2 separate regions of the Homo sapiens genome follow, and region 1 is linked to region 2. A link is a loop called in an ENCODE intact Hi-C map of the cell type or tissue named here. Cell type or tissue: PC-9. All regions are shown on one strand. Each heading gives the region's core, and the rest is flanking DNA. Links, peaks and the distances in the headings are about the cores only.

Evidence for each region. A loop is a pair of places that touch in the nucleus more often than their neighbours do. Peaks named below come from ENCODE experiments on the same cell type or tissue, not always from the same donor. Only the 100,000 strongest peaks of a DNase experiment are listed, where the experiment ranks them.
Region 1: a loop joins it to region 2, with 10 times the contacts of the local background. A loop is called at or near these places in 3 of 110 quality-filtered maps.

The regions. Positions count from the first base shown.
Region 1 is chr10:71,762,343-71,770,342 of GRCh38, forward strand. All of the region lies in intron 38 of CDH23 (cadherin related 23), which reads left to right. All of the region lies in intron 1 of VSIR (V-set immunoregulatory receptor), which reads right to left. Among named protein-coding and RNA genes, the nearest start is that of VSIR, 7.2 kb to the right of the region's middle. RefSeq lists an enhancer at 3,995-5,194. In PC-9, for the core only: no CTCF peak of the experiment used is centred there; DNase peaks (open chromatin) are centred at 3,209, 4,559, 5,009 and 5,449; H3K4me3 peaks cover 946 bases; H3K27ac peaks cover 6,184 bases.
Region 2 is chr10:71,965,778-71,982,334 of GRCh38, forward strand. The region is part of intron 1 of CHST3 (carbohydrate sulfotransferase 3); the gene reads left to right. Among named protein-coding and RNA genes, the nearest start is that of CHST3, 9.7 kb to the left of the region's middle. RefSeq lists enhancers at 3,804-4,347, 4,348-4,891, 7,654-8,153, 13,152-13,653. In PC-9, for the core only: CTCF peaks have their summits at 4,670 and 4,877; DNase peaks (open chromatin) are centred at 4,724, 8,864 and 10,474; H3K27ac peaks cover 2,833 bases.

The DNA.
Region 1 (8,000 bases), core at 1-8,000, 210 kb before region 2:
GGAGGCAGGTTGGGGAGCAGGAAGGCTGTTTCGAACAGCAGCTCCTTGTCCTTGGCCGCTCTGTAGGGGCCATCAACACCTCTGCCCCTTCCTACTCCTAGGACTGAACATGCCTTCCCATCCTTGCCAGGGAGCACTAAGAGAGCACCTGCGTGTGCAAGGCCTGGGCCAGGTGCTGCATCTCACCTGCATGCTGAATGCATGGCCTCCCCTTGAGCAGACGAGGCCTGCATTCCCGACAGCAGAACCCCATGGCAAAGGCAATCCAATGCCAGCCCTCAGGGCACTTGGAGGAGGGAGGAAACAGCCTTCTGGGGACAGTCAGGGACTTCCTGAAGGAGGGAGAGTCTTTGGACTTGGTGCATAGATAGGATTTCAGCCAGTAGAAAGGGTGTCCTAGGCAAGATAGTGTGAAAATGGGAAAACCCAGTGTCTGAGGGACCGGGACAGAGAGTATATGAAAGGTCATCTCATCCATGCACGTCCTTCCAGCCAAACTTAGAAAACTGTCTAGTTCTGTTTGGTTTTTTTCACCAAGCAAATGAAGCAATTCCCTGGTCCACTTTGCCTTATCCCAATCCTCCAGCATTTAATTGGGTTGACCCTCAAAACCATGAGCTTTTGAAAACAGAATATTGGATAGAGGCCGCGTTTCTATCTAACTGTATGAGCCTCAGTTTCCTCCTCTGTGCAGTGAGAAAACTATTGGCTACAATGCAGGGTTGCAAAAGGACTAGATGAGGGAAAGATGAGAACACAAGATGTGAGCTCTAATGCCCTCTGCAGACATCTGAGGGATAGCTATAATTATTATGCGTTGGTGTTATTTTTATTTATTTATTTGTTTTTGAGACGGAGTCTCCCTCTGTTGCCCAGGCTGACCTTGAACTCCTGGCTTCAAGCAATTCTCCTGCCTTGGCCTCTCAAAGTCTTGGGATTACAAGTGTGACCCACTACGCCCGGCCAGTGGTATTTTTATTTTAAATGGCATGTCAGGCTGTTGTGGGTCTAGCAGAGAGGGAAGGAGGGTTAGAACTATGTACAGAATCCAAACTGATACATCCTTTTCATTGCCCCAGCCAGGGGCATTGCCCAGAACCAATATAATGCCACATCCTCCTTCAGATGCCCCTTCCCTGCCCTTAGAGCCCAGGACCCTCGGCGGCAGGCTGGGACCCACTGGAAGAGCTGAAAGCCTTGCCCAGCCAGGAGGGAGGCAGCCTGGTGGGGCTTCTGGAGCTGGCCAGCCTGTACTGGACCAGTAGCTGTGAGCCACTTAGACGCTGAGCCCCGACTCCTCACTCACAGATGTTTTTCCCAGAAATGAAAACATCTCCCTGGCAGAGTTGAGGCAACGGTTAGTAATAATTCACATGAAGTGTTCTGTAAGTGCCATGCGAGTAGTCGGCGCTTGGTACTTGGGAGCTAGACAGGTCTCTAATTCATTCAGCAAGTCAAGAAGTGCCTCCTAGGAGTGAGAAGCACAGTGGGATGGAGAAGCCAGCTTTAAAGTCTTTCCTGCTAAGGTGTGAATGACTGATAACAACTTGTGATCCGATCCTGGGGCGCTTGTGTTTAAAGGAGAGTCTCCAAAGGCACCAAAGCCCCAAACGGCATGTCTGCAAGAGTGGAGTTTTAGGCAGAGAGCCAAGTCTGGGAGCCCCAGATTTTTGGAGTCATTGTCAGGGTGAGCAGAGATTTCAGAACTTCTTTGGCAAGATACAGGTCTCCTTTTCAGGCAGAAACACAGAGACCCAGAAAGGGAAAGTGGTTGGACTGAAGTTCCAAAGTTCCAGAGGGTATGATCTCAAAGCCTGGAGCATGGGGGACTTCAGGTAACGCAGGATCTAGGCAGAACCGTAATAAGAAGACACAGCATGTGTTGTGCACTACGCTAAGGGTTTCATGGGCATATCTAACAATGCCATAAGGTATTGTTTTTATTCCCATTGCACTGATGAAGAAACTAAGGCACAGAGAACTTACGTAACTCACTGATGATCACACAGCAAGCAAGTGCTAGAGCTAGAATTAAACTCAGACACATAGACACTATACTGATGAAAAAAAAGGCCAGAAACTGGGAGCCCACAGGCCACATCCAGCCTTCACACATATTTCATTGGATCCTCAAAATCTTTTTAATTTTCTTGAGATGGCAACATTTAAAAACCAGGAATTTGACATGAAAATTCTGACTTCCAGCTCTCCTTAGAAAATCAGAAGATAATGCTAAACCAGCTTTCCCACAGGGCAACTGTCAGCTGGGGCTCAGTAGCAGCTTTTGGGGGGCACCGGCACTCCAGTTCGCCAGAGTCCGTCCGTACTACTCCCTAATAATTCCACCTGGCCTGCTTCACTCTCTCACCGTGGTTTCTTGGTCCTGTGGACATTTGAGTTTGTGATGAATGAGTGTGGCTTCTTGGGCTAGCTGGCATGGGACTCTACTGCCCAAACCCATTATGCTACAAATCTGACCCACAGACTCAAGAGAGGAGATGATCCACCCAGGGTCCCCAGGGAAAGCCTGGCAGTGCAGGGACTAGCCAACTCTCCTCTGCTAACCCACTGCCCTTACCCCTGCAGCAGGCTCAGTGGAAAAGGAGCCCCAGGAAGCTTGGCTGTGCCCCTGGTTTTGTCCGTGCTGGCCTGGACTTCCCCTTCACACCTGAGTGGGGTGGGTGTAGCTGCAAAACTATGGCTCTGCCGGGAAACAGAAGTGAGGAGGACCTAGGGAAAGGGCTCTCCCACGTACTCCCAGGAAGAAACAAAACCTGCCCCAAGGGGGCCCTGTGCTGCCCCCTTCCCCAGCAGGCCATGTGGCAGGTCCCACCAGCACCTCTCCCAGCTTCTGCCCCTTTCTCCCTTTGCCTGACATCACCTCCTACCCCAGAGCCACCCCAGGGCTGGGAGCTGAATTCAGCTCCAGCTTCAGCTACGGTAGTATTTACCACCAGCACACATACCTTGGGGGCTGGCCAAAGGGCTGGCTCAGCAGACACGGGGCTGCAGGCCAGAGGAGGGTATGGCAGGGCAGGCAGAGTAGAGCTGGCAGCCAAAGCAAGATGCGCAAAGCTGAGCTGGGTGGGGTTGGGGGCCCTCAAGTGGACAGAGGTGTGGACAAGTGGGGCTAGCGTGGTTGTTGGCCTGAGTGTCCCTGTGAACAAGGTGGGGCAGGGCACCAGGCTGGGAGCCCTCAGGGTCTAAGCAATGGGGTTAATGACCCCAGGATTGTACCCATAGCACCCGCAGCAGTAGGGAAGGGATGTTCTCCCCTGGAGGCAACTTCCTTGAGATGCACGGCGGGTGGGTGCATCAGAGAGAAAGCAGAGTTCAGGGAGTACGGGAGAGGGGGCATTGCTCAATCCCCCACACCTCCCCACCCCTCACACACTGGCCACCCATCCCACAGGTCCCAAAGGAGTTGTTCCCCTTTTAGAAAAAAGCTGTCTTAGGATTCAAGTTTGGGGAGCAGGGGAGGATGTTCAGTTTTCAAGCAAGAGGGCCAGACAGGAGAGGGTCCAGGACAAGCCAGAGGGACAGGACAAACCAAGGGTCCACAGGGGTTTGTCCTGGGGAGGGAGGGAAGGCCAGAAAACACCCCATTTACTGTGTCTGAGACTCCAGCTGGGACAAGGCCCACAGCAGCCTGTCGTTAGGAGGACACTCGAAGGCATGGCATGGGGGAGAGGGGCAGCGCACAGCACGCAGAGGGGCCTGCACGTGCCCCGCGGACTCCACATCTGTGCACATGCCTGTGTGTTGTCAGGGAAGCTGTGCAGCCCGGCTAAAATTACAATTCTTTGGCGAGAGGATGTTGCTTATTGTCAGGAGCAGATCCTTTTGGACACCTGGGTCATTGTCGGAGACCGGGAAAAGTGGGTGGGGAGGAAAGCCCCTGGCTCCAGGGTGGCCAAAAGCATGTGGGACAGGAAAATGACCCGGGGCCTGGGCCTGAGCATGTGCCAGGCGGGAACCGTCCAGTTGCCGTGCTGCTGTCAAGACCCAGGCCCCCCGCCCGCCACCCGCCACCTGCCACCAGGTAAGGAGGCAGGGCCACCTAGAGGAAGAGTGCCGTGAACCTGGGAAAGCCTGAGTCTCAGGAGTAAAACTCTCGCTTGGATTGCAACGTCCTGGGGCCTCAGTGTCCACTTAGTTGTGCCCTCATTGTGTGCCCTTGGGCAGATCCCACCCTTCTCTGAGCCTCCGTTTCTTCATCTTAACCTGAGGGCTGCCAGCTCTAAAATCCTGTGGGCAGGAGGGAAGAGCTGTCTTATGACCATGTATTATGTGCTAGGCTCTTGCTGAGCATCTTATACCTGTCACATTTAGTTCTCATAACACCCCCAACATGGGTGGTATCATCCCTATTTTAAAGATGAGGAAACAGACTCAGAGAAGTGACTTGCCCAAGGCCACACAGTGCTGTGTGACTGAGCTGAGATTCACACCTTGGACAGGCCAGCACTGCAGACAGGAAGAGCCACCCACCTCTCCAGAACCCTCCAGTGGGCAGGCGGGGCTGATGCCTCATCCTTCAGCTATTTAGAAAAAATGAACTGACCGTGCATTGACCTCCACGCCCTCCGTGCAACATTCCTGCTCTGCCTCAGACCCAAGCTGAAAACATCATTCTTTCATTCCACAAATATTTACCAAGGTCCTAACATGGGCCAGGCCCAGGCAGGGAGGCTGTGGGGATGCAGAGTTCCATCAGGGGCATCTGCTCAGAACTTGGGCCTGGACCTGTGCCTGAGATTTCTAGCTGTGGCACCCTCAGATGTTTCTGTCCCAGTACAAGGGAAAGGAGCTCTTGTTGGCATCTTCTCAGAATGCCAGTTTTTGTGACCTTCACCTCTCTCCACCCAGCAGGCCCCGGGTGACCCCTGTGAGTGTGCACGGGATGGGTGTGTGTGGGTGTGGACAGGCCTGTGTATTTTTCATGACAGGGCGTGAGCTTAGCCCACAGTCGCCAAGGCAACGCCCTAGCCTTTGGAGGTGGGACCCAAGCTTGGTTAGTCGGGCCTAGGAAGCCCCACCCAAACAGCTGAACTCTGACCAGCTGCTAGAGGTTGTCAAGTAAACAGTTATTAATTGCCTGCTGTGGCTGGCCCTGCACTAGATGCAAAAGGTCCCGTCCTTGGTCTCACAGGACATCCCAAAGAGAATGGGACCTGGTTCCAGCTCCCCGCCAGGCCCCATCCCCCAGGATGGTCCACAGGCTGGGGCTGGGGCTGTAGGAAAAGACTATGTTCTGTCTTTATCAAGATGCAGAGGGAAACAGAGGCATGGATCAATCAGGACTGGGGCTGCCAAGGCTAAGAAAGGAAGCGTCACAAGGCATAGGCTCAGGGCCTGAAGCCAGCAAGTCTGCCCTGGGGCTTTCTGGCCAGTGAGGACAAAGGGCATCTCAGATGTGTTTATTGATACCTGCCCCCGCAGGAAGTGTCCATTCACATCAGACCAAGGGGGCTGGGAAGGGGAAGCCAGGCTCTATTGAAGGAAGCGGCACTTCCAGCACCTTGGGAAAGCCTCCGTGCATCCGGGGCTGGAGCTGGAGGCTAGCATGCCTCCCCAGGGAGGGCCTAGGCAGCTGGCCAGAGGTCCCGGCCCGTGGATGCTTCTGTGGATGAACCCCTCCCAGACTCCCCAGGCCCTTTTGGAGGAGGACTGTGTGCAGCTCAGGCTCCCGGCTCCAGCCAGCCACCCTCACGCTTCTATGCTGTGAAGACGTCCTCAGGGTCCAGCTCAAGTCTTTTTGCCCCCTACTACTCTGTGCCAGGCATCATTCTAAGTGCTTGTTTGTTTGGTTGGCTTTGTTGCTGTTGTTGTTGTTGTTGTTGTTTGAGATGGAGTCTCGCTCTGTTGCCCAGGCTGGAGTTCAGTGGTGCAATCTCAGCTCACTGCAACCTCCGCCTCCCAGGTTGAAGCAACTCTCCTGCCTCAGCCTCCCGAGTAGCTGGGACTACAGGCACCCGCCACCACGCCTGGCTAATTTTTGTATTTTTAGTAGAGACGGGGTTTCACCACGTTGGCCAGGCTGGTCTTGAACTCCTGACCTCATGTGATCCACCCGCCTCGTCCTCCCCAAGTGCTGGGATTACAGGAGTGAGCCACTGTGCCTGGCCGTTTGGTTGGTTTTCTTTAGTGAGCTAGGGTCTTGCTCTTCACTCAGGCTGGAATGCAGTGACAATGAGATCATAGCCCACTGTAACCTCGAACTCATGGGCTCAAGTTATCCTCCCACCCCTGCCTCCCAACTAGGACTACAGACACATGCCACTATGCCCAGCTAATTTTTAAATTTTTCATAGTGATGGGGTCTCGTTATGTTGTCCAGGCTGGTCCCCTGGCTTGAAACTCCTGGCTTCAAGAGATCCTCCCACCTCAGCCTCCCAAAGTGCTGGGATTACAGGCATGAGCCACTGTGCTCGGCCTCATTCTAAACACTTTTACATAGATTAGTTTATGTAATCCTTCCACCCTATGAGGTAGGTACTAGTATCATCTCCATTTTACAGATGAGAAAACGGAAGCACAGAGAGATTAGTATCTTGCCCACAGCCTCACAACTAATAAGTGATGGTGTCAGGATCTGAACCCAGGTAGTCAGCCTCTGGAGGTCTGGTGCCATCTGACTACTCTCTAGAGAATAGAGGTAGCTGGGGACTGACTGGAGGCCCCACCTCCTTCTTGAAGACGGACAAATGTCATGACCAATGAAAGCCCAGCTTGCCTGGCCACGTCTACCACATAGTTTTACTTTTGGTTTTACATTAAATAACATTGAATCATATATAGAAGAGGTTATTCCCTTTACAATTATTTCAGTCCTGATTACATCAAAGAGAAAGTCTCAGTTTGATGCTAATATGTCTCTAAAACATTTGCTAATCTCCTTTTCTTTTTAAATTTTATTTTATTTTAATTTTTTGCAAGGGAAAGCAGCAGTTTTCAGACTCCGAGCCTTCCCAGGCTAAAGTTTCCAACTAGAATTCAATACCCTTATATGGTTTTCCTGTTACGTTCTTTTATGGTTTTGTTCTATTTATGACAAGTGATACTGGCTTTCCACTAATGACAGCGATAAAAAGTTTCCTTTTAAAGATCTACATACTCAAATAAAAGAATGAGTAGATTTAAAGAAAAAAATAAGTAAATATTATGAAAGGCAGACACTGCAGAGATCACAAAGGTGATAAGCAAATGACTGAAGCTAGGGAAACACCATCATGGAATTAACCTTCAGAGGAGGGTGGTCAGCCTCACTGAGACCACGTCACCCAACCTGTCCATTGCACAGACAAAGGGGAAGTGTGTGTTTGTGTTCCCATGATGAGTGAACAGCAGAGGCAGGGTTTGACCCCAGGTCCCCATGGGAAATAAGATCCTACGCAGAAAGGCTAAAGGAATGGGCTTGCTTGGCTTGGTAAGTAGCAGAGCAACCTCATTATTGGATTACTGATGAGAAAGATGGTGGCCACTGTCTTTGTCTTTGGTGATGGCCAGCCAAAGTGAATGGACCGAATGTAAAAAGATCAGATGTAAGAAAGATCCACCAAGATAAGCAAACCCAGGGCCAGGCTTGCCTTCAAGTTGCAATGTCCCCATCTCCTGACAACTTTAAGAAGAGAACCTGTAGGCACCTCCATGGGCATTTCAGACTGTGAGGGCCTACAGGGGCTCACAGGTAGCTGGACGCAGCCCATGCACCCTTCATACTCCAGGCTTTGGAGAATCTAGTCCCAGTGAAGCTCACCAATGCCTTCCCAGGCCCTGGGCACTCCATTAGGCCCTGTAGAGAGCAAGCAGCTTAGATAGAAAGCCAATGGCATGTGGCCTGCAGAAGCCAAGAAATACCATAATATTACACAGTATTCACGAGGAGCCGGGTGCTGTGTTAAGTGTTCGTTCATTGGCTCTTCACAGTTGCCCTCCAAGGGAGGTGGTATCATCTTCCCACTTTAGAGGGAGGGGAACTTGCTCAGGGAGACTGAATA
Region 2 (16,557 bases), core at 4,561-12,560:
GGTTGAAATTGATTTTCCAGCAGAGAAGGGGGCCTGAGTAGCTCCTAGGAGCCCTGCCTGATCTGCTTGGGCCAGTGGCCCAGGCACTGTGTGTTCCACTGTGTCCCGTGGGCTGGCCTTGGGAGACTGGAGCTCATCATTGGCCTCTGCCCCTCTAAGAGGGCAGCAGGAAAAGCTTCATTTCTGTATCTGGCTAAGATGGGGTTGATGTGGGTTTTGGTAGATGGCAGGCTGTTTGGCAGATTCTGTGGGGTCTCAATTGAAGAATAACTTTAGATCTGCAGCAGAGAGAGGGGTTGGTTCCATCAACCCTCCCATCTCCTGGCTGCTGGAGAAGAGGGGTGGGTAAGTGGAGAAAGAGATGGGCCGTGCTGCTGGGCATGTGCTGGGGGTAGGAGGAACATGGGAACATGTAGAATTTGGGGGCAGCCGTTTTTCTTCCTGGCTCCTGATGGCCTGGCTGGAGATGGGTCTCATGAAGGGTCTAGGAGCTGTGTTCTGCAGCAGTGGCTTGGCTCTGTGGTGGCAGCAGGTAGAGCAGTGGTCACAGTCCCTGTACTGAGTATTGCTGTGGGTTCTCCTGTGCCAGCTTGCATGAGTTTCCCAGAGGAGCAGAAACATTCGTGTTCCTGGAACTGGATTGCCAGTAGTCTTGGGATTGAGAGTGCACAAAGATGTGGGGGTGGCCTGGGCATGTCATCCAAAAGAAATGTGTCATTCCCCACCCCTGCCCCCTTGTGAAGAGCTCTGACTAGGTTCAGTGTGCATTTCAAACTTCTAAATGCTGAAATTAGCAAGGCATGTGGGCGGCACCAAGGACTGGCCTCAGATGAAAGAGGAGGTGATCTGGGCTTGGGCACCCCCAATTTCAGGTGGAACCCTGCAGCCAGTTCCTTCCCTATATCACCTTTCCACCTTCATTATGCCCTCTGTGAATCGAGAGTTCTGTATACATTTTCTAATTAAATCATTATATCCCTATGAGGTTAGCATTTCATCTCCATTTTGCAGATTAGGAAACTGAGGACCAGAAAAGTTAAGTAACTTTTTCAATGTCACACAGGTAGTGAGAGACAAAGCCAGTGTTTGTGTATTTGGTTTTTTTAAACTTTATGTTAGGTTCAGAGGTACGTATACAGGTTTGTTACATAGGTAAATTGTATGCCATGGGGGTTTGGTGTACAGATTATTTCATCATCCAGGTAGTAAGCATAGTACCCAATAGGTAGTTGTTGGGTTTGTTTGAGACAGGGTCTCTATTGCTCAGGCAGGAGTGCAGTGGCACGATCACTGCCACTCACCATAGCCTCGACCTCCTGGACTCAGGTGATCCTCCTGCCCCAGCCTCCCGAGTAGCTGGCACCACCATGCCTGACTAATTTTTTTGTATTTTTTGTAGAGACAGGGTTTTACCATGTTGCCCAGGCTGGTCTCAAACTCTGGAGCTCTAGCGATCTGCCTGCCTCCACCTCCCAAAGTGCTGGGATTACAGGTCTGACACACTGCACAGGCCCGAGATGGGTGGTTTTTGATCCTCACCCTCCCCACTGTCTCCACCCTCAAGTAGGTCCTGGTGTCTGTTGTTCCCTTCTTTGCGTTCAGATGTACCCAATGTTTAGCTCCCACTTCTAAGTGAGAGCATGGGGCACTTGATTTTCTGTTCCTGTGTTAGTTTGCTTAGGATAATAGCCGCTAACTCCATCCATGTTGCTGCAAAGGACATGATCTCATTCTCTTTTATGGCTACATAGTATTTCATGGTATATATGTACCACATTTCTTTATCTGGTCTACCGTTGATGGGCATTTAGGTTGATTTCATGTTTTTGCTATTGTGACTAGTGCTATGATAAACATACGTGTGCATGTATCTTTATGGTAGAACAATTTATATTATTTTGGGTATGTACCCAATAATGGGATTGCTTGGTAGAATGGTAATCCTACTTTGAGTTCTTTGAGAACTCTCCAAACTGCTTTCCACAATGGCTGAACTAATTTACATACCCATCAGCAGTGTATAAGCACTCTGTTTTTTGTTTTTTGTTTTTGGTGGGAGTGGTGGGATGGAGTCTTGCTCTGTCACCAGGCTGGAGTACAGTGGTGCGATCTTGGCTCACTGCAACTTCCACCTCCCAGGTTCAAGCAATTCCCCTGCCTCAGCCCCCTGATAGGCGTGCACCACCATGCGTGGCTAATTTTTTTTTTTTTTTGTATTTTAGTAGAGACGAGGTTTCACCATGTTGGCCAGAATGGTCTCGATCTCCTGACCTCGTGATCTGCTCACCTCAGCCCCGCAAAATGCTGGGATTACAGGCATGAGCCGCCTCGCTTGGCCAGCACTCCCTTTTCTCCACAACCTGGCCAGCATCTGTTAATGTTTGACTTTTTAATAATAGCTATTCTGACTGGTATGAGATGGTATCTCATTGTGGTTTTGATTTGCATTTTTCTAATGATTAGTGATGTTGACCGTTTTTTCATATGTTTGTTGGACACATGTATGTCTTCTTTTGAAAAGTATCTGTTTGTGTCCTTTGCCCACTTTTTAATGGGGTTGTTTTTTGCTTGTTAACTTGTTCAAGTTCCTTATAGATTCTGGATATTAGACTTTTGTCGGATGCATAGTTTGCAAATATTTTCTCCTGTTCTGTAGGTTGTCTGTTTACTCTGTTGATAGTTTCTTTTGCTGTGCAGAGGCTCTTTAGTTTAATTAGGTCCCATTTGTCAATTTTTGTTTTTGCTGCAATTGCAAAGCCAGTATTTGAACCCAGATTGTCTAACTCCAGAACCCACCCTGTCTCCACCATGCCAGGCTGTCTGCAAGGCCCTTATTGGTTCTCCATGGCAACAGGGAAACAGCCCTGATGCTTCTTACTAACGTGGTCCCAGGGCCTCTGCTTGCATTCTTCTTTTTCCATACACTCTGCCGAGCCTGGATATACCTTAGGCTGTGGGAATCAAAGGCTGGGTGGTACCAGGCTGCTGGAGCCTTCTGTGTGGCTCTGGAGTCAGAAAACTGTGGAGATTTTGGGGGGGCACACAGGGAGATGTTGCAGTAATTCCAGTGAGACATGACTCACTGCTTATCTGAGAAGTTGGGACAAAGCTGCCTCTTGTGACCATACCGTGAATAGGGAAGAAATTGCCAGGTAGACCAAACATCCTCAAATGGGTTACTGTATTTTTTTCCCCTTTTTGGTCCTCTCCAGGGTAATCTATTACCTGGGGAAATCAGCCTTCACCTGACACCTCCTATTGTCATTTACCTGGTGAACATAAGGGGCCATGTCACAGCTGTCCTTCCCACCCCTGCCACGTGTTCTGGAGAGCTGGACTCCTCAGCAGCACCTGGTCCACAGGAGAGAAGAATGGGGCAGAGCCGGAGCAGCCAGGGGAGGTGATAACCACACGCTCATCTGGTCCCCAGCTCTTGCTTTTACATCCACGCCCCACAGGGAGACAGCAATTATCTGTTGGCCCCACTTTACAGATGAGGACATGAGGCTCAGAGAGGTGCAGTGGATGCCCAAGGTCACGAAGCCAGGCATCTGCAAAGGCCTGGGACAGCCACGTTTTCAGTCGGGGTGGTATTTTCTATCCCCGGCCCCAAGGGCTGAGAGTGGTTATCCCTGCTGGGGCAGGGTCCTCACTGCTCCACCCACCCTCATCTCTGCCCTGAGAGCCCCCAGTACAGATGTCCATAGAACGGGAAAGGCTGGCGCCCTTCAAAGGACGCAAAGAGCATTGGATGAGCACTGCCCAGCTGATCCCTGCCCACCTTCCACAGGAAGCCCACCTGGGTGAGTTCTTAGAGCCTTCCTAGTGCTGAGCTGCAAAGAAACTGGAGCCCTCTCCCCCTCCACTGCAGAGGGGACACAGTGACCAGGACGGAAGTTGGGGGACTGGGTGTGGGGAGAAGCCACCCCACTGCAGGGGCCGGGGCTGTCCATCTTTGTACCCCTGGTTCCATCCCAGTGCCTGAGGCATGGGAAGTTCTTGGAAATGTAGTCAGATGCTGGGTGAAGCCCCAGGAGGGGCCGTGAATGCTTCTGCTGGGAACTCCTAGAGTGGCGGCACAGAGAGGGTCTTTGCTGCGAAGGAACACTCAGAGAGTCTCTGGCTTTCGTGAGGTTATGCCTCAGGAGAGGAGACACTTCTCCTTTTCATTCGTTAAACAGAAATGATATTTGCCACCTTTTCTTCTCTAAGGCCTAAAGAGATGACAGAATGCTGCTGGTCCTACCCTGAGCGCGTGGACTCCACAGCGGGGTGTGGGGTGGCCCCTGGCAGGCCTGGACGGTTTGTTCTGTGCTTGCCGGTGGACACGCTTCAGCCCTCTGTCTCTATTGCCCCAAATCTGGCCTGTGGCTGCTGGGCCGCCACCAGCTTGGAGGGCAGGGTGGGCCCCGGGAGCCCCTGACCACCAGTGACTTCTTGTCTCCAGCTGCCCTCCGTCCTCTTGATCCCCCTCACCCCCCACCACCTCCTCACAAAGATGGCTGTGTGCTGAGGGACTGTGGCTTCCCTGGGCCCTAGGAAATTTATCACTGAGGTTTCAGAGGACTCTATGAAAAGGATTTGGAGAAAAAGTGTGGAAAATAAACAAGCCAGTTCCCAGTTCAGCCTCTCCTGAATGCCGCAAGTAAACAACCACCTCGGAGGCCAGCCCGGGATGTTCTTATTTGGCCTCTGTGGTTACACCTGCCCCCTCCCCGCCCAGTCCCTCCTCCTTAACTTTAAGAGCCTCAAAAGTCAGGGAACACACCCTCCGCTGGCCAGTCCTTGTGCTGCAGGGACGCTGGTGGCTGGGCACAGGAGGAACATGTATATGGGAGAGAAGACGGCCGGGGGTCCCAGCTCAGCCCTGCTCCCTCTGAGTCAGTCCCAAGCCTGGACCCTCCCCAGCAGGCAGACGGTGACGTCTTGGTTGGTTGGTGAGTTTAACTTTGATGGTGCAGAATGATGAGACTTTTCTCCATTTTGTGGCATCTGAGAAGCTTTGCTTCTTAAACATTGCTTTAGGGTGGATAGACCAAAGCTAATTTTCCCGTTATGTCTCTCCAAGACGGGGCCTACCTGTGAGCAAACCCTCATAGATTCATTTACTTTGTAGGCTACCTGGACAAAAATGTCAGGTTTCTTTGCTTTGGGCTGGAGTCCTATCAGCTCAGGGGTGGTGGTGTAAGGTCACACCAATGATTTCCAGAAACTCAAGCACTATTCTGAGTGACTAAGTCTGTGGGATAGGAAGCACATTTTCCATCTCTTAATAACTTCAATTTACTTAGTGACCAACTTTAAAACCAGGCACCCGGTTAGAAGGGGGAGAGCCAGGGCTTGGCAGCGGAGGGTCCTCACCTTGCATCCAGGGAGTGGCTGAGGGCCCTTCTCGTTCTCTGTGGCTGTGCTGAGCTGAGTCAGCGAGCCCTGAAGCCTCTGGGATTTGGGGAGTGGGGCACTGCTGGAAGGTTCTGGTTCCTGCTTTGTTCTGCTGCTGCCAGGCTTCTGGAGAGGGTGGTTGTGGGGTGAGTCCTGCGCTCCGCACGTCCACATGTTCGTATTCTACATATTGGGCTTCTGAAAAAAGTTCTGGTTCATAAGACGGCTTCACAGCTTAGCCGTCTGCAGACCAGTCTGCAGGTTGATCAGCTTTCTGTCATGTGTGTGCTGTTCCTGTTCACACATGCTGCGCCGATGCCCGCCTGTGCCTGTGCCAGCCCCAGCCCACACAGCTACCTGAGATTTAGCCCTGGGCATCTCCCCTACCCTTTCCCGCTTCCCCCTCCTCTCCTCCCTTCCTCTCCAGCTGCCTCGCCATCTGCAAGATTCTGGAAAGTGCTAATGTGTCTGAGCCAAACAGTGCTATCTGAGGAAATATTTTGAAAACACACTGGGCCACCCCCGTCCCCGCACTGTGACTACACTGATTTTCAGCAAGGAATTTCACTCCAGCCACAGGGCAGGGCCGCAGGTGCCTGGCTTTCCTCTGGAGACTTCCAGGGGCTTGTTAGAGACACGGAGAGAAGCTGAGGGCCTGTCCTGCAGGTTTGATGTGTCTGAAGAGGCCCCGAGAATAGAAATCTAGAACCTGCCAGTCACGAAGCAGTGTCACCCACCAGAGGATGAAGAACTGACTGTGACCTCGCAGGTCACCCACTTGCTTTCTTTTTACCGAGACATGCTATTTCTCTTTCACTTTTCTTCCTTCTCTTGCATCTGGTGTAGGTGCCTGGGGGTAGCGTGCCCAGGAAACAATAATAGTAAGAGCAGCTGGTGTGCCTAATACTGCCCTGAGCACCTACAAGGCGTCCTCACCGAGTTCTCACCAGAAGCTCTAGAGGTGGCTCCGGTTATTCCCACCATTTTACAGATGGGAAGACAGAGGCAGACAGCTGGATAAGTTGCTGACATGCCACAGCCGGTGAGGGGCAAAGCCGGGCCTGAGCCCCACAGCTGACTCCAGAGTCTGTGCTCTCAGTACCACCTGTGCGTGCGTCTGTCCCGTTGTGGCTGCACCGAGAGGAGAAACAGCACACAGGCATTCATTTTCAAACCGTGGCCAGTGCATGTCATTGCGTTCTGACTGGGAAGCTCTGGCAATGTTGGCGTTGCATGGCCTATTGTGGGCACTACCAGTGAGCCTCGGCCTTCTCCAGGTCTGACTCCAGTACCTGCCGGCTGCCCTGGGCAGGGCATTTTGGATCCTGCCTCAGGGTCTTTTGCCCGCTCTGCTGATGCCACTCCCCTGTGCCCTGACCTGGTCACAGGAAGGGTGCAGATGGCAGCGAGTGTGGTCTCAGTTAGCAAGGGGGAGCTGGCAGATCCAGGGACTTCTGCCTCCCTAGTGGCCATTCCAGCAAGACAGGAACCCCACCCCGAGTGATGTCTGGCCCTGTGACCTTTCAGCAAATATTTCTTCCCCAGCCTCACCTGGACTCGGTATCCCATGTTCCAAATTGTCCTAATTTCCCAGACACACACACCCTGCTCTCTGTAGCCTTCCCAGCTGCCAAGAACATTCCCTCCTTCCCCCTTTTCCCCTTGGCTTGGATGCCACCTTCTCCTGGAAGCCTGGGTGGTGGCCCTCCCCATGGCTGCCCACAGGTCCCCCTCACTGCCCTTTGCCTGTGGTATTATGATTGCTGGTTCAGTGATCTGTGGTCTGCACCAGGCAATGGGATGTGCAAGGGCAGGACAGCTGTCTGCCTTGTCCATCCTTGTAGCCCCCGACTTAGCAGTGAATGCTGCTACCTGATTATGGAAGGAATGAGTGACTGATGTGGCACAGAGCCCTCAGTGGGGCAGGCCCAGTCCAGGATGCTTCTGTGAGGGAGCGCTTCGAGTCTGGGGAGGGTGGCAGGAGTCGTGGTGAGCGGGAGGGGTGGCTAACGTGGGCCAAGGAAGGGACAGACAGGAAGAGTGGGACCCCGGCACATGGCCTCTTGAGGTCATTACCCCATGGGTATTGGGCTGGGATACTGAGGATGAGCCTGAAACCCTTCCAGAAGCCCCTCCAGTCCTGCCACTTGTCTGCCTGCCTGCCCTGGATGCCCGTTTTTGGGCTGGTGGCTGGCTGCACTCTGGGCCCACTGCTCAACCCCACCAGCAAGTGGAGAGCCATTCAACAGCCCCAGGGTCCAGTTCCCATCTGCAAGTAACGAGGCCTGCCGTGGCTGAGTCGTTTCCCTGAGCAGAGAGAAGGAAGCCCTACTGGCCGGCTGCCTCCCCAGGGGTGGGTAGAACTGTTCTGTGGCCCCACCTCCAGCCCTCAAGCTGTCTGTCCTTGCAAAAGTAGTGGGGCACAGAGTGCTGGGTTCTTGGGCATCACCTGTCCAGGTCCTGCGCGCCTATGCTCATGCTGACACTGCAAGATGGTGGGATAACAGGAGGGACTTTCAAGCTGGAAGAGAGGAGAGCTGGGTGCCCCAGTAACCACCTTTGAGTCCCACTGTGATGAGCCCACAGAGGTGGACATGAGGGAAGACTTGGGGAAGCCTTCCTAGAGGAGGCAGGCATTCCAGTGCATGAGGGAAGCTGGGCAAAGGCACGAGGATGGGAAAGTTCCGATTGAAGACAGGGACTGGTGAGGAGTCTGGCTGGACTGAACTGAAATGTATAGGATACACGAGGAGAGACAGGCAGGATGGAGTTGTGGTTACGCACACAGGCTCTAGAGCCGGGCTGCCTTCACGGGAACCCCAACTCCCCACTTACTGGCTGTGTGGCCGTGGCCAAGTTGCTTACCTTCTCTGAGCTCAGTTTTCTCACTACTGGTACCCCCCACATGGGGAAGACATGGGAATAAAATGTATTTCTATACAAGTGTTGAGAGCAGTGCCTGGCACACTGAGCATCAGGAAGGGTGAGCTATTATTATATAGGTATATGTTTTAATGCAGCTAGAAAAGGAAATTGAGGTCAGATCATAGAGGCCCTTGAATGTCATTCTTTCCATTCACTAAGCACCTGCCATGTGCCAGATTCTTCACAGTCATTCTCACCAAGCCCCCTACAACCCGGCAAGGTTGTTAGCAATGTCTCCATTTCACAGATGAGGAAACTGAGGCTCAGAGAGGTTGAGTAACCTGCCTAAAGTCACTCAGTCAGGGAGAGTCAGAGCCAGTAATAACACCCAGGTCTGCTGTCGCTTGAGTCTTCCCTCAAAGTGAAGATTGGAGAGACATGGCAGGGGCATCACAGGGATGAGCCCTGGGCTGGGGCCGCAGCCAGGAGCAGAGCAGGAATGTGGCAACTGTGGGTCCCTGGGGCAGGGTGGAGACGGGGAGAGATGCCAGGCGGGCCTGGAGGGTAGGGAGGACTGGAGGCTACAGCATACAGCTCACCATTCATAGCCCAGGGCAAACCATTGAGTCATTTGGGGAAAACATGACATCACTGAGTCTCACTGTCTGCCGCCCACCTGCTGTCTGCCCTCTATGGTTCTCCTGATGACCTCAGTGCCCCAAGTCCTGCAAGGGGACCCGCACACCCCATGTAGCAGGGCCAGGTCAGCACTCCAGCTTCCTGCACTGGGTTCTCCTCCCCAGCCACTGTCTCCCACCTTCCCACCACTCCCTTCCCTGCCTGGGTCCCCTGCCCCAGCCCTACTCATACACACTGCTGAGGCAGAAGCTTCTGGAAGTGGTGATGGGCATGAAGAGCTTCCAGAAGGGCTTCCATGCCAAGCCCTTGATTGGAATTCTGGGTGGGGAGGGGACAGCTCAGAAGCCTGTGTCGAGCTTTTAGAGTTGCTTTTCCTTGAGAATGGTGCCTGCTGTTTGGGTGGGATCACTTTTAAAAAGTAAAGCCTGGTAGAGCTATGTGACCAGCACTATGCCATGACCTAGAGGAGATTCAGACTGACGGGCAGGCCCTGCCTTCCTGCAGAATACAGTTGAGTGTCTGAGAGTTCTTTCTGTACTAAGCATCTTTGAACTGAGTGCTTTATTTTCGTCCATCTGATTGCGCGAGGTAGTCTTATTTTACAGATGCCATCCCCGAGGCCCAGAGAGGTTAGGCAACTTGTCCAAGGCCACACAGCCAGGATTCACACCCATAACTGTCCAACTCCAGATGTGCTCTTAGCCACTCTGCCATCCGGCCACAAATAAAGCCACCAGAGAACCACAGAAGGTGGAACATATCCAACATTTGCCCGATAAATTGTATAGTGCAGACAGGAAGTACAGGGAGTTTTCATCTCAAAGTGTAGGTCACTCCCCAGAGTGGCTTGAAGTCTGTAGATCCATTTAGGAGAACATCCAGCTTCACTGGCTGTGCAAATCCCACCCATGCGGCTGTTTGGGGTGAGAAGTTTCTTTAAATGTCTGTTGACTCTCTTCTCTGGAAGGAGCACGGGGGCTCAGGGGGCGCCTGTCCTGGCATTGGTGGCCACACCTAGAAACGGACTATGAATCAAGCCAGGGGCCCAGTGCCAGCTTCCTTGGCCTGTCTGTGGGCGCAGATGCCAGCCTTTGCAGCTGCTGCTGCAACTCACAGCTCTCTCCCGGTGCCGCCCTCAGTCAGGCCAGCTGGAGTGGAGGGGCCAGTGGCCGTGCCCTGTGCAGAATGACATCCTCTCACCTTCACAAGGGAAGCGTGATTATCCTTGCTTTCCAGGTGAGGACACTGAGGCCTAGAGAAGTTTTCTGGCTGTCTGAGCTCCCTTGGCCTGAGCTCCCGCGGTAGAACCGAGACTCAAGTCTTCTTTCTGCAGGCAGATGGCCAGTTTCTTCCTGGAGGAGGGAGGAGCCAGCTTGCCCTCTGACACTGGGTAGCACAGCCCTGTTCGATTCTCTGTTCGGGGCTTGCACTTCTGATTCATTCTGCAGTCACTGGCTCTTTGTGGTTCGGGAAAATGACCCTCTAGGGTAGGAGAAAAGCTCTTGGAGCACTTTTGAAGCCATAGAGGCCCTTTCCAGGCTTTGGAAAATGTTCCTTCTCCACCCAGATGCCAACACCACCCTGGTCCTGGCAGTACTTGTCCCTGGAAGGGCCTCACTGCGGTGACTCATTACCCAGCATGCAGCACATTGCCATTGCTCTCAGTGGGCAGGTGCTGTGGGGACACGGGTCTGCGGGCCTGCTGTCTTCAGGGGTCCCCCATGCCTTTTAACGCGTGTATCAGTGTACCCCAAGCCTCAGTTCTGTGTAGTTTGTACAACTCTGGCCCCTACCCCAAGGATTTCTGGGAAGCCCCCAGGAATGCTGATAAGTTCACAGTCTGCCCTCCCCAGCCCCAGTCTCATCAGGCTTCAGGGGTGGCCATTCCTCCCCTCCAGGAGAGAGAGAACTCAAACCAGTAACTACCCCTCCTCAGGCTCAGGCCCAATGGTTGCTGTAATAATTTCTGGGGAGCTGTCTTTGCTCTTGCAGAGAAGGCAGGCCTTGAATTCAGACTGGAGGGGCCATTTTTCTTCCAGTTGCCCTCAAATTTTCCTTTCTGTGATAGGATTTGTCCTTTGTCTCTGCTTAAATTCAAAGACTTGTTAAAATGACTTTTCTCAAACAAGAGGCTACCCTCAAAAGAACTTTGCCTCTACGGATAGAAAACTGGAACCTACTTTTATTTTGGTTTTAGTTTTATTAAATTGTATAAAATCAATAATACATGTCCATGGTGCAAAGTTGAAAAGGCACAAAACAGTCTATGTGTGGTCTCTTTCCCATGCCGGACTCAGACACTCAGCATTGTTAGTTTTGTGTGTGTGTGTAAGCTGTGTTTAAATTGTCCAGCTTTAAAACAAAACCCTTCCCTGTTTCACAATTAGGTTGACCGAGGCACAACCTGAAAAATAACCTGGAAATAGCATCGGGCCCCCTGCAGCGTCCAGCTCTTCCCGAGGACTGTTATTATGATAACGATCATTGCTAAGGCTGTCCCTTCCCAAAAAGTGTTGCTGCCCACAGTCCCAGCCCCCAGACCTGAGCAGTCACCCACACAGCATGAATGGGGCCAGCCCCAGCCTGCCCGCTCAGCTTCCAAGCCTAGCAGTCTCAGGCTCTGGGCTAACCCTGGCCTCCCAGCTGCCCCTTCAACATTGTCCCCTCTTGTCTTGCAGGGCAGTAGCCACAGCTGGGGCTGTGGGGTCAGGGCATGGCAAGGGTGATCTGACCAAACTATGCTGCCTCTTAGCCAGACTGTATATTCGGAGTCCCCTAAGCTCGATTTTTTTTTTTTTTTTTTTGAGACAGGGTCTCACTCTGTCACCCAGGCTGGAGTGCATTGGTACAGCCATAGCTCACTGCAGCCTTGACCTCCCAACCTCAAGTGATCCTCCCACCTCAGCCTCCCAAGTAGGTGGGACTACAGGTGTGCTCCACCTAATTTTTAAATTTTTTTTTAGAGAAGGGGTCTTTCTATGTTGCCCAGGCTGGAGCTTGATTGTTTGTTTGTTTGTTTGTTTGAAGACAGGGTCTTGCTCAGTTGCCCAGGTTTGAGTGCAGTGGCGTGATCTCAGCTCACCACAACCTCTGCCTCCCAGATTCAAGTGATTCTCCTGCCTCAGCCTCCTGAGTAGCTGGGATTACAGGTGTGCACCACCACACCCAGTTAATTTTTGTGTTTTTAGTAGAGACAGGGTTTCATCATGTTGGCCAGGCTGATTTTTTTATTTTTTTAAAGAAGGTCTCCCACCAGCTGGATCTGAGCCACTGGCTGAGAAGTGAAGTCCATGAAGCATTCAGCAATAGTAACAGCACCACCACCTCCTCATATTGAACCTGCCTCTGTGCTTCTTCCTACGCCTTCCTATGCCTCTATGCTGACTTCTGGAGAAGCCAGTCACTTGCCCGGTCACACTGTACAAAGTGGCTCAGGGCTGGACTCACTGGCTTATGCCTGTAATCCCAACACTTTGGGAGGCCAAGGTGGGTGGATCACTTGAGGTCAGGAGTTTGAGACCAGCCTGACCAACAAGGTGATACCCCATCTCTAATTAGCTGGACGTGGTGGCAGGCGGCTGTAATCCAGCTACTCGGGAGGCTGAGGCAGGAGAATCTCTTGAACCAGGGAGACGGAGGTTGCGGTGAGCCGAGATCACACCATTGCACTCCAGCCTAGGCGATAGACCGAGCCTCCGTCTTAAAAAAAAAAAAAAACAAAGTGGCTCAGCTGGGCTTGGATCTCCAACATGCTGGGCCCCAGTCACCAGATTCCTAACCCCGTGCTGCCAGGCTTCCCCGGACAATATCATGAACTCAACAATCCGCTCCCTTCCTCTGCAGGGCAACCTCTCATTCCCCAGAGCTCATTTAATAACAAGAGTAGTAATCATAGTTAACCTTCTTTACCCTTTACTATGTGCAAGGCATTGTTCTAGAAGCGCACACATCGATCATTTAGTCCTCACAGCGCTCCCATGTGGTAGGTGCTGTCCTTATACTCTTTTTGCAGATAAGCCCAAGGCACAGGAGCCTGCCTGGTAAGCAGCCCATGTCTAAAGGGCAGTGAAGAACCGGCCTCTAGGGAATGCAGGGCTCCTCTTGTACCCAGAGGGGAGGCGCCCTGCCTCTTCTCTGTTGAGCCTTTGGAAATGGCCTCCGAGGGGCCCCTGCTCAGCACAGCTCTGTGGGCCAAGAGCAGGAGTGTTTGAGGCACAGATAGACGATGTCTGGACCCCTCCCCAGGATGCCTCCCCATGTCTGACCTTGGGGAGTCCAGTGCCAAGGGGGAAGTTCAATAACATACCAGGTTTCTCCTTGGCCCTGGGACAGGTTCCTTCCCTTTCCTTCCCTCCTCCCTGCATCCTTCCTTCCTTTCTTCCTTCTTTCCTTACATATTTATTCAGTGCCATACAGCGATAGCGCACACGTGTTACCTCTAATACAAGGTGAAAAGTGATATGAATGGTGCAAGGTAGAGAGAGGAATGGTGCTGGGAGAGGAACGTGTGGTAGGAGGCCCTCCCTTCACATCCTGGCCTCAAACCTCCAGCCGGTGGCCTTGGGCGGGTCGCTCAGCGTGTCTGGACCTCTGTTTCTCATCTGGATAATGAAGGAGAGGGTGGAGGTGAGGACCCAGGTTGCCTGCCAGGCTCTTGTGAGAATTGGAGGTGTAAAAGGGCTTTCTTTTTTGTTTTTTTAGACGGAGTCTCGGGAGGGGGGTTAGATGGCGGGAGAGGGGTTAGATGGCAGGAGAGGGGTTAGACTAGTCCCCTGGGGGATTGGTTATGGCTGTGGGGGAAGTCGGAGGGAGGCTCTGGGGATGTGTAGGGTTTGGGCTCGGCCTTAAGGGATGGGTGGAATTTGGCCAGGCACAGATGGGGGAGGGGTGGTGCTTTGGGCATCACCAGCCCTAGGCTCATGGTTGCCACCCTCCCTTCCGGTACCGCCTTCCCTTTTCTGCATTTCCACCCAGAGATGGACTCTCAGCTTTGAATTCTTTTTAGGAAGTGACTTTATTGTTTTTATTTTTTTTCTCTATCTAAGGTAGTCAGAATATTATTTTTGTGATAATGCTAGATGCTTAGTATGTAAAATTCAAGTACAATGGGTAAATACAGAGAAGAATGCAGCAAATCACCACCACTCCCACCACCCAGATGGAACTGTTTAGTTATTTGGTCCGTATGCGTATAGACACCTCAGTAGGCCTACCCGGTGGGTGGGAGTGGGAGCATGGGGGCTGGAGGGCCAGAAAGTTTTATAAGCACAGGGAAAATGCACAGTTTAAATTTACCTTCAGGCCAGAGTTGGAAAGATTGTCTCACCTGAAACAGTCCTTCCCTTCTGTCCGCTGCCTACATGACTGTATCGGATGGGGAAAGAGGGAATGGGGAACTTTCAGGCCATGGCCTTCAAAACCTCCCCATTCAGACAAATTACAGAAAAGGAGCCAGTCTCAGTGAGCATATTCCAGCTCTAGAACAGTGGCTTTCCAACTTTTAGACTAAAACCTCAGACACAGACACCCACACATAACTGAAACAAAAGCCTTATGAAACCCATATTTTAGCTGGGCACAGTGGCTCATGTCTGTAATTCCAAACACTTTGGGAGGCCGAGGTAGGAAGATCACTTGAGCCCAGGGGATCAAGGCTGCAGTGTTTGCAGCGTTGTACTCCAACCCGGGCAACAAAGTGAAAAAAGAAACTCATGCTTATCAACTCATGCTTATCATTATGATACAGAGGCATTCTGATATTTTCTAATCTACACAATGCTGTTGTGTTTAAAAAAGAAAAAAAAAGCTTATCTTAACCTACCAAATTGTTGGCACAGCCTGCAGTTTGAGAAATGTCACTGTTGACCAGCGATTTTCAAACGTTCGTGTGCATCAGACTCAACTGCAGAGTGTGCTAAAACAATCTGCTCCCCTCTCCTGAGGTTCTGAGTCATTAGTTCTGGAGTGGGACCTGAGGATTCGCATTTCCACCAAGTTCCCAGGAGGGGCTGATACTGCCAGTCTGGGGACCCCACTTTGAGACCCACCCTCCTGGGGTGTTTTTAAGGCAACATGCTCCCTTGGCAAAGACCATCAGGGGATTTGCTTTATTGAATGGATGAGAATTGCTGATTGCTAACATCCGAACGGTGGATCTCTGAGATACTTGAGGATGCTGGTCAGGCATTGTCGTTGGGATCTTTAACACCACCCTCCTAAAATCCAGCTCACACTATTAATATAAAGTGTTGCATGTAGAAAAGGCCTGCTAAGCAAAGGGACATTTATGCCTAGCCCTAGTTGAATTCCCTGCCTCTCAAATCCCAGACCTGCAGAACATAAAACCCTCCCAGCCTTTCTGAAAACACTGTTCTTCTAAAGGCAATGAAAGGCGCTATTTAGCATGTGGGTTTCAACTTTCTGTTTTTTCAAAGGGAAGAAGGTAGGTCAAGCGTGACTGCCCCATGGGGAAGGCTGTCCCCGCTGGCTCTGGTAGGGGTCTGGTGGGTTTCACTGGCGGTCCCCAGTTTCCCAGCTTTAACCGGAAATTTTCCTGGCATTGTATCACGCGGCAGCACCTCGGCCTTGCAGCCTGCCAGCTTTGGAGACTGGCCTGTATCCCAAACTGCTTCTGCTCTCCAACCAGGGACTGTCAGCCCCCACCCCTAAGCCTCCTCCTCTGTAGCCTTGGGGCCTCCATGGGCCCCTCCCCAGCCTCGCAGCCCTCCAGAAGCCAGCCCTCAGCTGGGAGCAGCTTTGCGAGGGAGGGGAATGTTCAGTGGGCACAGAGCACTTCTGTTCCAGTAACAATGGCCCGTTGATGACTAGATTCTGCCCAGGTCAGCTCCCTCAACTGGACTTTGAGGAGGAGAAAGGACTCCAGCCCCCCCAGGCAGCCATTTCTGGGTGTGAGGTTGATTCAGAGGCCTGAGCCTCTGTCTGCCCACAGAACCTCATTCTTCAGGCCCTGGTGCAGCAGGGAGAAACGCCCATCCCAGGGCAGTGTAAGGCCCCAGGAGTGATTCCGTTCTGTCCAATTCAACAGTCAGTTATTGAATAGTCCTGGCCACTGAGGTTTGGTGCTAAGTAGCTGTGGGGAATAAGAATAACTGCTGACATGAATTCAATGCTTCTTACTGTCAACCCCGCCCCTGGCTGCCCAGTAGTCTCTAGGGAACTTATAAAAATTCCCAGGCACAGATTCCTCCCACCTCAGAATCTTCAGGGGTGAACCCTTGGCACTGATATTTTTTAAAAGCTCTCAGAGTGATTCTCATGCCCAGCAGGGATGCAGCATCACTGGCCTCCAGTCTGTCAGATGCTGTGCTAAGCATTTAACTTGGAGTACCCCATTTAAGGAAGCAGGTGCTTATGGGATGCTGAAATGTGGCCCCCACAGATGTCCACGTATGAGCCACCAGCACCTGTGGATATGTGAGCTTGCATGGTAAGGACTGTCCAGATGGGATTAAGTTAAGGATTTTGAGTTGAGAGATTATCCTGGATTATCCAGGAGAGCCCTAAATATAATCACAAGTGTCCTTATAAGAGGGAGGCAGAAGATTTGACTACAGAAGAGGAGTGTCAGAATAATGCATGGTGAAAAAAACTATCAGCCATTGCTGGTTTGCAGATGGAGGAAGGGGGCATGAGCCATGGAAAGCAGATAGC